Regions from separate parts of the Homo sapiens genome. Here region 1 is linked to region 2. The links are chromatin contacts, found by Hi-C or POLR2A ChIA-PET in ENCODE. All regions are on one chromosome and are shown on one strand. The core of a region is the stretch at or near the end of the contact, and the rest is flanking DNA. Distances in the headings are between cores, read along the strand shown. Region 1 overlaps CDKN2B-AS1 (CDKN2B and CDKN2A antisense cis and trans regulatory RNA 1). Region 2 has its middle 210 kb from the start of DMRTA1.

The links. A loop is a pair of places that touch in the nucleus more often than their neighbours do. ChIA-PET counts read pairs that join two places held with the same protein, here RNA polymerase II (POLR2A). Pooled maps may share reads with other maps.
Region 1: a map of B cell shows a loop between it and region 2 (8-fold over the local background). The contact joins two enhancer-like sites. A Hi-C loop is called at or near these places in 11 of 168 maps with a recorded cell type or tissue (B cell, Caco-2, HepG2 and 7 more), 9 of 37 single-sample maps with no recorded cell type and 21 of 50 pooled maps. POLR2A ChIA-PET finds 5 or more read pairs at or near these places in 4 of 52 experiments (AG04450, HEK293, PC-9 and 1 more).

The regions. Positions count from the first base shown.
Region 1 is chr9:22,050,183-22,056,159 of GRCh38, reverse strand. All of the region lies in intron 6 of CDKN2B-AS1 (CDKN2B and CDKN2A antisense cis and trans regulatory RNA 1), which reads right to left. Among named protein-coding and RNA genes, the nearest start is that of CDKN2B, 44 kb to the right of the region's middle. Within about 2 kb of position 3,464, at least 5 of the 41 ENCODE cell types and tissues checked have a DNase peak (open chromatin) inside an H3K27ac peak, as active enhancers do; they include PC-3 and PC-9, where a contact is called at or near this core.
Region 2 is chr9:22,237,168-22,242,841 of GRCh38, reverse strand. No RefSeq gene overlaps it. Among named protein-coding and RNA genes, the nearest start is that of DMRTA1, 210 kb to the left of the region's middle. Within about 2 kb of position 3,946, at least 6 of the 41 ENCODE cell types and tissues checked have a DNase peak (open chromatin) inside an H3K27ac peak, as active enhancers do; they include PC-3 and PC-9, where a contact is called at or near this core.

The sequences.
Region 1 (5,977 bases), core at 2,215-4,714, 190 kb after region 2:
GCTACTCAGGAGGCTGAGGCAGGAGAGTCACTTGAACCCGGGAGGTGAGATTGCACCACTGCACTCCAGCCCAGACGACACTGCAAGACTCCGTCTCAAAAAAAAAAAAAGAAAAAAAAATCTATGTAACCTTCAAGACCCATCAAGAATGCTATCAACTTTGTAACGTATTTCCTAGCTCCACTAATAAAATATGCTTTCTTCCTCCATACTATCTGATAGCCCGTTGCATGCCAAATTTTATTCTGATTTGTACTATAATTGTTTGTATTCTTTATTCATCCTCCCTATATGCCAATATAGGCCCCCCAAACCTCTCATAATGTAGCCGAGTGTCTGGTATGCAGTAGGTCCTCAATAAAAATTTTCACTAAATCAAATCCAAAAATATAAAACCCAAGCCAGGAAAAGTATCTTCAAAGGACAGCCTCTTTTGTCCCTTTAGATTTCTGTCTGCCAGCACGTGGATCATCTGCACCCAAGCCCAAGAATTATTTACTCATATTCCTGGCCCTCTATAAAAAATAGTGAAAAAGATCAATCACAGAAAACCAAGGTTTTTTTAAAGTTATATTTTTTAAAAAGACTGTGGCAAAAAAACAAAAAACAACCAACCTACCTACAGAAGAATGCTGGCAAAACTACTTATCCTGCCTTGGCTGAGTATGTCCTGAGCTAATGGCTATTTTAAAAACCACTTAAACTAATTTTTCTCCCAGATCTTCATTAAGAAAATGGCAAGTTGCAAAAGCCCAAAGGATAAAACAACTTTTGTTATCCCTGAACCTAAAACTAAGCTACAAAGACTGTCCTAATCCAAGCCTTGGTTTAAAAGTCAAACAGCAGAATATTAAAAATTGCTAAGAGAGTAGATCATAAATGTTCTCACCACAAAAATATGGCATGCATATGAGATGACAGATATCTTAGTTTGATTTAACCATTTCACAATGTATACATATATCAAAACATTCCACTGTACACAATAAATATATAGAATTTTTATTTGTTAACTATACCTTAATAAAAATAAATTTTTAAAAAATAAAGTGGCAGAGGCATCTGATAAATAACAAATATGAATTTAATAATTTTAAAAATCAGGCAGGCTGGGCGTGGTGGCTCATGCCTGTAAATCCCAGCACTTTGGGAGGCCAAGGCAGGCAGATCACTTGAGGTCAGGAGTTCGAGACCAGCCTGGCCAACATGGTGAAACCCCATCTCTACTAAAAATACAAAAGTGAGCCAGGCATGGTGGCAGGTGCCTGTAATCCCAGCTCCTTGGGAGGCAGAGGCAGGAGAATTGCTTGAACCCGGGAGGCAGAAGTTACAGTGAGCTGAGACAGAGTGAGACTCTGTCTCAAGAAAAAAACACCAGCAACAACAAATAAAGTAAAATAAATAAAAATAAAAAGGCTTATAAAATAAAAAAATAAAATAAATAAAAATTTAAAAAAATAAATAAAAAATAAAAAAATAAAAATAAAAAAAGCTGAAAGAACACAGGTTTTCACATAGAAAGGATATGGATTTGATTTTCAATCCTATCATTTGATATTTTTGTAATCCTAAACAAATTTGTCGGCTTTTTTGAGCCTCAGTTTTCTCACTAGAAAAATAAAAATAAGAATAAATCTCTTAAATAATGACTGAAATACTATGAAAAGAAGTGCCTGACACAAGGTATGCTCATAATCAGTTATAATTATTAGTATTGTCACAAATCCTAAGAAATTGTTTGTGGCCTTTCAAGTATTGCCTGGTGATTATTTATAGTCTGATTTAATAATAGATACCACTAACTGAGCACCTCCTATGTGTCTTACGTGTTTTAGATTTGTAGACAAATGTAGTGACTAAGAGCATGCACTCTGGCGTCAAACTGCAGAGATTCACATTCCAGCTCCATCATATGGTAGCTGTGCGACCTTGAGAAAGTTACTTAACTTCACTTCTTATGTCTGGATTCTTCATCTGTAAAATAGAAATGATAATAGTACCTATCTCACAGGATTGTTGTGAGGATTAAATGAGATAGTGTGTATAAATTGTTTATCACCAGCTTATAGTATGTGCACAAGAAATGCTAGCTAAGGTTATTATTATAATTTCCGTTTTGCAGATTAGGACCCTAAGCCCTAAAGAGGGTCAGTAACTTATCCCAGGTCACACAGTTAGTTATGAGTTAACTTTTTTTTTTTTAATTTAAGGCTGCTTATTGCAAAGCCTGTGCTTTTTTGCTAAACCATCTCTTTTTCTGTTACGTATGTCCTAAGTAAAAATCCTTATTTTTTCCTTCGATGGCTGTAACAATTAGCTAGTGACGGTCTACAAGACATCAAGGAGGACCTAAGGAATAAAATACAGCAATCAGGTCTAAAACAAATATATGTTGCTATTTCTTCTTTGTATGCACCATAGTAGTATACTGTATTTCCATTAGAAGTTATGTTAATAAGAAAATTTTTGAATGTTCTTGCTCCAAACATCAGCATATACTTGCATTCTCTTACACTGGGAAGAAAGAAAGTGGTAGAAAGAAGTCATCTGGAAGGTAGCTCTGGCTACGAGTTGGAGGAAAAGGGAAGAGAGAGAAAAACAAGTTATCAGTGGTACACATAGTCAGGGCCAAAACTTTATAAACCAAACAGAATTTCCACAGACCTAATGATCACTGGGAATTATCTGCCAAGCTGCTAGGTGAAACATGCTGAAAAACAGCCTGGGCCTATGGCAAACATGTTTAGCTTTATGATTTTCTTCATCCCCTCTTCTGACTTGCACAATGTTGCCCCCAACTGTCTTCTAAAACTAATCACTCTTTCATGGTCAATGGAAACTTAGAAACCTAGATTCTCAAACGTTTGCTAAAAAAGCCCAGGTCTTTCTAGACATCTGTAGATAGATAAATAACCTAGTGATAAAGAATATACATTCTGTTCAGGTCCATCCTCCAGCTCCGTCCCATATTAATTGTGTGATAATCCAAACTGGTTGTTTTGTGCTAAGATTCCTACTTCCTGCACTTTCAGATTCACATACTCAGAGCTAGAAAACTTTTGAGAGTACAAGGTGATAACTACTGCAAATTCACAGAAGATTACATAAGTATAAATAGTCAACCTAACCTCCCTCTTCCTCTAACATTTTCTCACAAAACTAAAAAGTTTGGAAACTCCTTTTCTTAATGCTGGCGCCAGTTCAGCCACACTCTAGAAGGTATTGGTTTCATGAACTACAATGTGGAATCATCAAAATAAAGGGGCAGGATGAGAAAAAATGACAGCATGGGGCTTTGTGGTGTGTAGATTTAGTTGCTCATACAAGAACCTGGGAGGGGGAACCCCCCAAAAGATTAGTCACTTCATTTTATGTTGAGAACCCAATTCAGGTTAACAAAGTGTTGCCAACAAAGGAGATGAGAAAATGGCAGTATTCACTTGCTCTGGACTGAATAAACAAATGCGGGATTTGTGGGCTGACTAATGTCCTGGGATAAACCAGGCAGTCAGCCAAATTCTACGAGTTTTGATGAAAAGACAGCAAGCCCACACTTTTCTTCATGAAGAGTGCTCTGTGGGAGTATTGATGTCCACATGGGCAGCCTGGGTCTTCAACTTGCCTTAAAGATTCGCCCTTATCCAGCCACAGGAAATTCTCAATGCTTCTGTAATTGAAAACCTAGATCAAATGACAGAAGCTAAATTCCTTCTTCTTGAGAAGTGTTATCTGTCATGCATCTCTTTGTAGAAACGTGTTATCATTGTCCTTTTTTAAGCACTACATTACTCTGAAAATATACAGTTAGGTCACTAAAATGTGACTCTAGCTTTTCATTCATTCATTTCATTCACTGAATGCCTGCTATGCTCTAGGGACCATGTAGGGCTTTGTATATAGAACACTTAATGAGTCAGACATTGAAGCCCCCCATCCAGCCTCGAAATTCCAAGGGCACTGAAAAAAGTAAAATAGTACTTGTAATTTCATTGGGGGAAACTATTAAAATTTGAAATATTTTGGTGAGAGAGGCAATAAGTTTTTCAATTAAGGTCTTAATACAAGGTTGTAGGGAAGTCAGAAATGAGAATGTGGAGTTTCCTTTAATCTGGCCACCAGGATCCCCCACCATGATGTGAGGACCACAGTCATGATTTAACCTCAGGCTAAAATGGATTTTATTACAAACTGTGCAGCTAGTGAAATGTCAAGGGTTGTTTCACAGGATCTTAACTAACACAAGAAAAACTTCCTAGCAGCAGCTGATGCAAACTCCTTTAAATGTATACGTCTAATTTATCTATCCAGATAATAAATATACGTGGTATATGCAGGCTGAAAACAAAATCCCTGGAGTGTTTCGATGTGAGTATAATATACCTAGAAGCAAAAACTTCACTGATATAAAGGATGCATTTTATGAGTCTCCACAAAAATCTCCAACTTTTTATGAAATGTAAGGCCTTCTTAAGTAGTGTTTACTACATACAGCTTTCATAGTTCCTATATGAATACCTACTCTCCATGATTTATCAGCCTTCTAGAGTCCCAGTAGGATGCTGCCAAATTGCAAATTTGGAGAATTAGTTTTAAGAAACATTGTATATAACTGCCTTTGGAAGAAAATTCAGGTAGATTAGCAAAGATTTTAAGCAAGTCCTTTCACAAAAACCTGCAGAATTTCAAGGAGTCTGGGGTTTATGAAATCATCAAATCAATACCAAGTTTAACACATTTATGTTACTCTTATAAGCATAACTCTTTGGGAATAAAGGTATTACAAAAACAAGATTTGGAAAAGGAGGCTAGCTCTTGTTTAATTACTGTGAAGAGCAGAGAATTGAAAGAAAAACTACACACTAGTTGGAAAAGTGCTACTCGGGTTTAAAAAATAGAAAAAGAAAATCTGAGATTGGGATTGGACGATAAGCAGGTAGCAGAAGCAACAAAATGTCTCTTTCATTTTCAGCTCAGGGGGCCCCTTAAAGGAGCAGGCTGAAATGTACAGCCCACAAACCAGAGGAAGGCCTGCACAGGAAGTAGAGTGGAAATTACAGTTGAATGGACTCTGAAACAGGATGAAGCCAGTCCATGTGAGGTTCATGAAAACCAAGTAGACAATATGAACATCCAAGTGTTTCCTTGTGTCATTAACTCAATATTACATTCTGATTTCAAACACCATGGAACCACAGTGAAAAAGCTGCAAAAACGGTAGCCGTTTTTTCAAAACTTCTTTCTGCTGTTTGCTTGTCAGAGCTGATCAGACTCTTCCTTGAGCACTTTGCAGGTCACACACTGGATCCCACTGAGGTGAACTATTTGAAGGGTGATATCAGATTTCCCAGCAAAATTAGATAAGCAGATTGACATGGCAAGAAGCATGAGTTAGCATAAGGAGCTTCCCTAGACAGTGCCAGCGAATTAGGTGCCAAAAGCCTGAGGTGGTTATTAGAAAATGATTACCACCTCCAATTGTCTTAGTACAGACTTTTCACCGCCAGAAAACTGCTACAGAAGAAGCTAGCCAAAGCAATCACTGCTCTCCTAGGAAGCATTCACTGGGAGCTCTTGCTAACATCCCCACCGTTTGAAAGTGGCTAGACAGGACAGTGACAGCAATTCCTGTTGTCAATTAACGAGAAATTGCCCAACGGGATTTTAACTGTTAACTGGATTTCAGCCATGCTGCTCCCAAATACTCCTTTCCTTTGGTTACCTTTCAGCTGGGACTTCCTTGGCAGCCAAAGAAGTACTTCACTTCCACAGTCATCACAGCAGTACAGAGGAAGAAAAACTGAAAAGGGGTCAGGACTCCCTGGCTCTATACGTAATCAATTGCAAGGCCTCTGGCCAAGCCAGGCTGCTTTTCTGTCTTCCCTTCTCCTTTAATCATAAAATAGGATAATATAAAACCTACTTCACAGGATTATAGAAAAGGTCATAGGAAAGAACAGATGAGCTAAGTGCTATGGAA
Region 2 (5,674 bases), core at 2,697-5,196:
CTGAAGAAGGCAGACTAAGTGAGAGTAAAGTCTCAGATTTTGAAAAAATAGAATGGGTCAAAACTCAAGAGAATGATTATTTTTACACTAAGAATTTAGTGTTTGACCCTAAGAATCTCTGGATATTGCTTTTTTCAATAGACATGTATGTTTATATTGTAAGAGCATTTCAGATCCCACCAAAGGTGGGCTATAAAAATAACAAAGAAACATGGAAATAAATAATAAGGATTATGTGAAAACATAACAAGATTTACAAAAGTTATTATAATGTAATCAGCTCAAAATCTCCTTTTTGCAATATGTGAGGATACTTTCTTACATCAACCAAACACACATCAAGATATCTTTGTTTTGTGGATACTACTACACACAATAGAAGAAATACTAGACAGGCAATGACTACAGGGGCTTTCAAAACTAGTTTCTCATTCTAAATCTAATTAGATTCATCTAGTGCACCACCTGCATTTTCTCATTTCTCACTTCTGTTGAGACAGCCCAAGTCACTATTTTGATTTAAAATTTACAAAAGAAACATTCTCTGAAGATACCTGGCAAATGGGCTCACTGATACTTCTATACCTAGAGTTTCTTAAATAGAAATGCAATCTGCAGATGCCCACCAACTTGAGTTAGAGATATATTTATAGCCCCATTTTCTTAGAGACAAGAGGAGAGTGTAGGGGTTTTCCCTTAGAGTTACACAAAAGTTTTGAAAGCATGTACTATACAAGACATTATAGTAGACAATGAAATATAAGACTGAATAAAACATAATCTCTAAACTTAAGGACCTTCATGTCTACTTGAGGAAATAAAACATATTAATTTTATTAAACATGTATTGTGTTAAGGCAATGATACTGAGTGCTAATAAAATGTGGGCTACTTTGAGAAGCATGGTCTGGTGGGGAGAAATAAATTGACAGTTTAGCATGGTAAGTGTTACAACAGAGTCATACACAGAGTAATATAAGTGTGCAATGAAGATGAGGATGAGGAAGTGGGAGAGACTTAGGCAACCAGTGGGTTGCCTAAGCTAAACCTTAAAGGATAAGTGAGAATTAGAGGTTTGCAGAGTAAAGCAGTTAGGAATTAACTAGATTGTTTTTTTAATGGAGAAAGACAATCCAGAAAGCAGAAGAGGTCCAAAAATGGGAGCTGAATGACATAGCCAAATATCTGAAAGACAGGTTTTGATAAAGGCTACTAAAATGGTATTACAAAGAACTATAAGAGTTCAGAAATAAGAGAAATTACTTCTGACTGGAAGGATCTGGGAAAGGTTAACCAAACAATTCACCAGTTAAATTGAAAAGAATCAAGCTAAATGAACAGCAATTCCAATTTTGAAAAAGCAATATTAATCACATATACAAAACCAATTTTAAAACCATGCTATAATGATTATCAAATAGGTAGTCCTGGAAATTTCAATTACCTGGGAGTTTTACAATTGCCAAGACATTGTGCCAGCCTAATACGGTAAAAGAAGGAGAAATTCAAATCCTCATGAAGCTTGATTAATACTCTGGTGCTTACGAATACCACATTTTAGCACTCCTTAATACCTTCCTTAATAGTTCACTAGTAGGTAAGGCTTAGTCACATGTCAAGAATAAGGTCTATGGAACTGCACATTATTCACTGACAAGAATCTAGAGAACAGACTTCAACTTTTTAGTCGTTCTCAGCCCACAAACTGAGGGCTTGAAAAAATCTTTTCATTGTGCAAAGATATCTGTTGTGAGGGAATTTGTACCAATGGGATTTGAACTATTATAAGTTTGCACAAAAGATATGTTAAAAACCTACACTGAATTGCCTGTTTAAGAAGAAAAATAATTTTTTGAATGGAGAAAAATGAAGATTATTTTAAGAAATCTTTCTTATAAATCAAGATTTGCTGAATTGAAACCGTCAGTAACCAAAAATAATCTGAGGCAAGGGGATTCCCCAGAGGGCTACTAAGCAAAACAAAAGTTTTGTCAAGGGAAATGTGGAGTGTGTTAAAGTGTAGAAATGAGTCATAGGGCCATTGACTTTTTTATTAGAAGGGTTGAGTTTCAGCCATTTGATACTGAATGCCCTGCATGAACCAGGCACCTTGCTAGACATTGGAAATAATGCAGATATGTCCCTATTCTCATTGAGTATACATTTCTAGTGAGGACACAGACAATAAATGAACAAATAAAATCACAAACACATGTTTAGAAATTATAATAGGAAGGAGGAGTATAAGGAGAGAGAATAAAGGAAGAGACCAAATTTAGATTAGGGTCAGAAATAATCTCTCTGATAAAGCAATATTTATGCTGATGCCAAAGGATGAATAGGAAGGAATTAGCCAGATGAAGAATAAAACATGGAGTCCAAAAAGAAGAAAACTTATGTCTAGTGTCAAAAGGTAGCAAAGAGCTCAGTGAGTTCAAAAAGAGTTTTTTAAATGAATGGGTAGGAATATAATGAGCAAGGCAACAGTGACCTAAGATAAATCTAAAGAAGTGAGTAGACTAGAGTGGCTCTTTGAGACTGAATTAAAATGTTTGAACTTTGTTACATGCAGTGAGGATCTTAGAAATCACCTTGTCTAAATTTACATTAAATGAAAAATATAGATATCAACAGCTCCCATGTCAACAAGCTGAACATGTCACTTCTTGAACCCATGATTATCAGGGAATTTACTGCTAAAATAGCCAGTTTTGATGCTGCTTATCATAACTATCAGAAACTCTGCCTAACAAGTTATTTTGTGTGATTTACCTTGATCTTATAGAACAGGTTTGTATGAAAGATCCAGGGCAAGTCAGTAGATCAGAATTACAAAGCTGTGAGATGTGGTTTGCTCCAAAGACTCAGATGAAGATGGATCAGAGTGGCATTTGCAGGGCTCTGGGTGAGGCAGTGAACACTTTTGCCCAGAAGACCACTACAGCAAGGGCCATGTCGAAGGCATGGGGTGAAGTGAGGGGAGTAGACAAGGGGTTTTAAAAATTTTTTAGTGTCTTCCAGATACTAGACACTATGTGAGTTGTCTTCAGGTTTCATATCATCATCACAACCACCTTATGAACTAAGTATAATCACCTTCATTTACAAATGAGGAAAGGAAAACTCAGATTATTAGGCCCTCGTCTCTGAGGACAGAACTGAAGTCTTTCACCACCAGCATTTGAAAAAGACCTGCCCTCTTTCCACCGATGAAGATGCTACCCAATAAAATTCAAGCCCAAACAGAATAAAGAGGTCAAAAGTTCCCTTTCACGTAAACCTTTGTCTTATCTTAGTATGACCCTCAAAATATCCACCCAAAGCAGGCTATCAATATCTGTTAATTAGTTGATGAAATGACATGATTGTGGCCATTCTGTAGTCTTTAAAAGGAGATCTATTTGTGTCAATAAACAACGAGCTCATTAAAAACTACCCATAAAACAATTAGGCCAAGGGAATTTTGTCTGATAACAGTGAAAGAAGGAAGTGAGGATTTAGCTGCAGATTCTGGAATGAGCCTGTTTATCCTCCAGGACCACAGCAGTTTTGTCTTCAGGCTTAAGATAAATCACTGTAAGTGTGAAGGTGTTCAGAAAAATAGGTTCTGCCATTGCTACTATGTCCTGAAGTTTCTTCCAGTTTGCCTTTGAAGAACACAGCCACTAAACCGCCGCTAGATGTCCTCAAAGTAAAAAAAAAAAAAAAAAAAAAATTATGGCAGAAAAGTACTTCGGCACTTTTAGGAACTACATTGACTTATTTGTCTAGATTATTTGACTCCTGAGCTCTAAGTGAGATAGAGGGATTTGGTAGTTAAACACGAACATCCGACCTCTGTAAATGAAATAGAGTTCTGTAAAGGAAAGGGCATTTTAGTAACTTCTCATTTTCATTTTAATTAGGATTTGTATTACTCTCCTTCAGGAAAGCAGGCCAAAGAGACTGAAGGAGCAATGGAAACATTATCCTCACCAACACTGACCAGTCACCTGAAGAGCACTGTGAGTGAATAACCCGTGGGGCCAGCTACTTAGCAATTTCAAATGCACAAAACCTGTGCTCTGGCCTATCTTTTAACATCAAAACAGCTGAAAAAAAAATTGAATAGTTGGATTGCGATTTCCTGAAATAGAAGCTGCAATACCTTTGGTTTTTTAGTTATGATATTAGCTAGTGAAAAAGCACAACTTAGCAAAGTATGTTCCCCAGTTAGTCTTTTAAATAAACTCAGACTTCCGTAGTCCCCATTGGTCTCTACAGGCTCAGAGGCCCATTTCCTCCTCGCCCCTTACCTTCCTTTTAGTCTCTTTTTCTTTTCCAGTCCTTTTCCCATCTTTGGTTCTTCTGTCTCTCCTCTTCATTTATTCCACTCTTTTAACAGTATCTTAGTTCACCATTTTTATACACAAAAAATCAACTTCTTGATAACAATTTTTAACATATTCAACTGAAATAATAAGCACTTGCCATGGTTTTCAAGAGTCAGGAAAAGGAAACAAAAAGAGGGGGGAAAAGAAGAATAAAGAAAGAAGAGGAATGAGAAAAAGAGAAAAAGATTAGAAAACAAGTTGTTCTATCTGTACTTGTTCGAAACTTGAGAAGAAAAATTAAGTTACAGAGAGATGGGGGTTGTGGGGGTAAGAGCTGTAGAAAGCTGTTTTCCTTCATTTTCTCTGCCTCCTGGAGCACTGGCCTCCTATATCATGTGTTAGGAATTTCTAATCTTACCACAGCCAGATGACTCATGCCCACTGACTGAGTCTTTAGACTTCTACAAAACACCTGAAAAGATAAATTTTAATTGAGAAAACAACCTCTCACTCCAGGGTATGCTTTCAAGATAGGTAGGGGGATTTTCAGCATTTATTTCCATTTTGTTCACTGAAGACTCATAGGGCTTAATCTTAATTTCAGACATAGTTGTGTCTGACAGCCAGAGACTATTTTCAGATCAAGGGATAAACTGGCATGGACTAAGACTTGCTTCTGCCTAGGAATAAAGACTGAAATGAGTCAAAGTTGTCCTGATTTGGGACACAAAGCATGAGGTTAATGTGGGGGGATACCTTGTCTCCTTGCGGGAGCTAGCTCATCAAACTACCCCTCCCCTCACTCACTTCACTAACTGATGTGGTTAACTATCACATCAAAGGGCAACTATCACATCAAAGGGCAACTCCAGGTTGCCCTTTGGGGATGTGTTGTTTATCTCCCTCAAGACCAAAGTGACTTTCTAACCAAACTCTCTGAGTGCAAGTCACTAAAAAAAAAGAAATGTGGGGTCCACAACATCTAATTCAAAGTGTGTTAACTAAACCCATAGTAATAATCATATAACAGCGTGCCTCTTCGTTTTTGTGTAAAAAACAAATAGCGAAAAAGAATCAAGGAAGTATTTTCTGAATGTATACATGGAAGCCTGGACATAGAAGTAAACCATACATACAAACAAGTAACCACCTATCCAACTTTCCCTTCCAAGGTAAAAACTAACATTAAGGGAGCACTTAGAATATCACTGAACCTGTGCTAAGAGGATCTATAAGCATTAGTTCTAAAACTCTAAACAGCTGTAAAAGGTGTAGACAATTATTTATATCTACGATCAGAAAAACTAATGCTTAGAGAAGTTTGAACTTTCTTTGAAGTGAATAGCGATTTCTTCTGACAT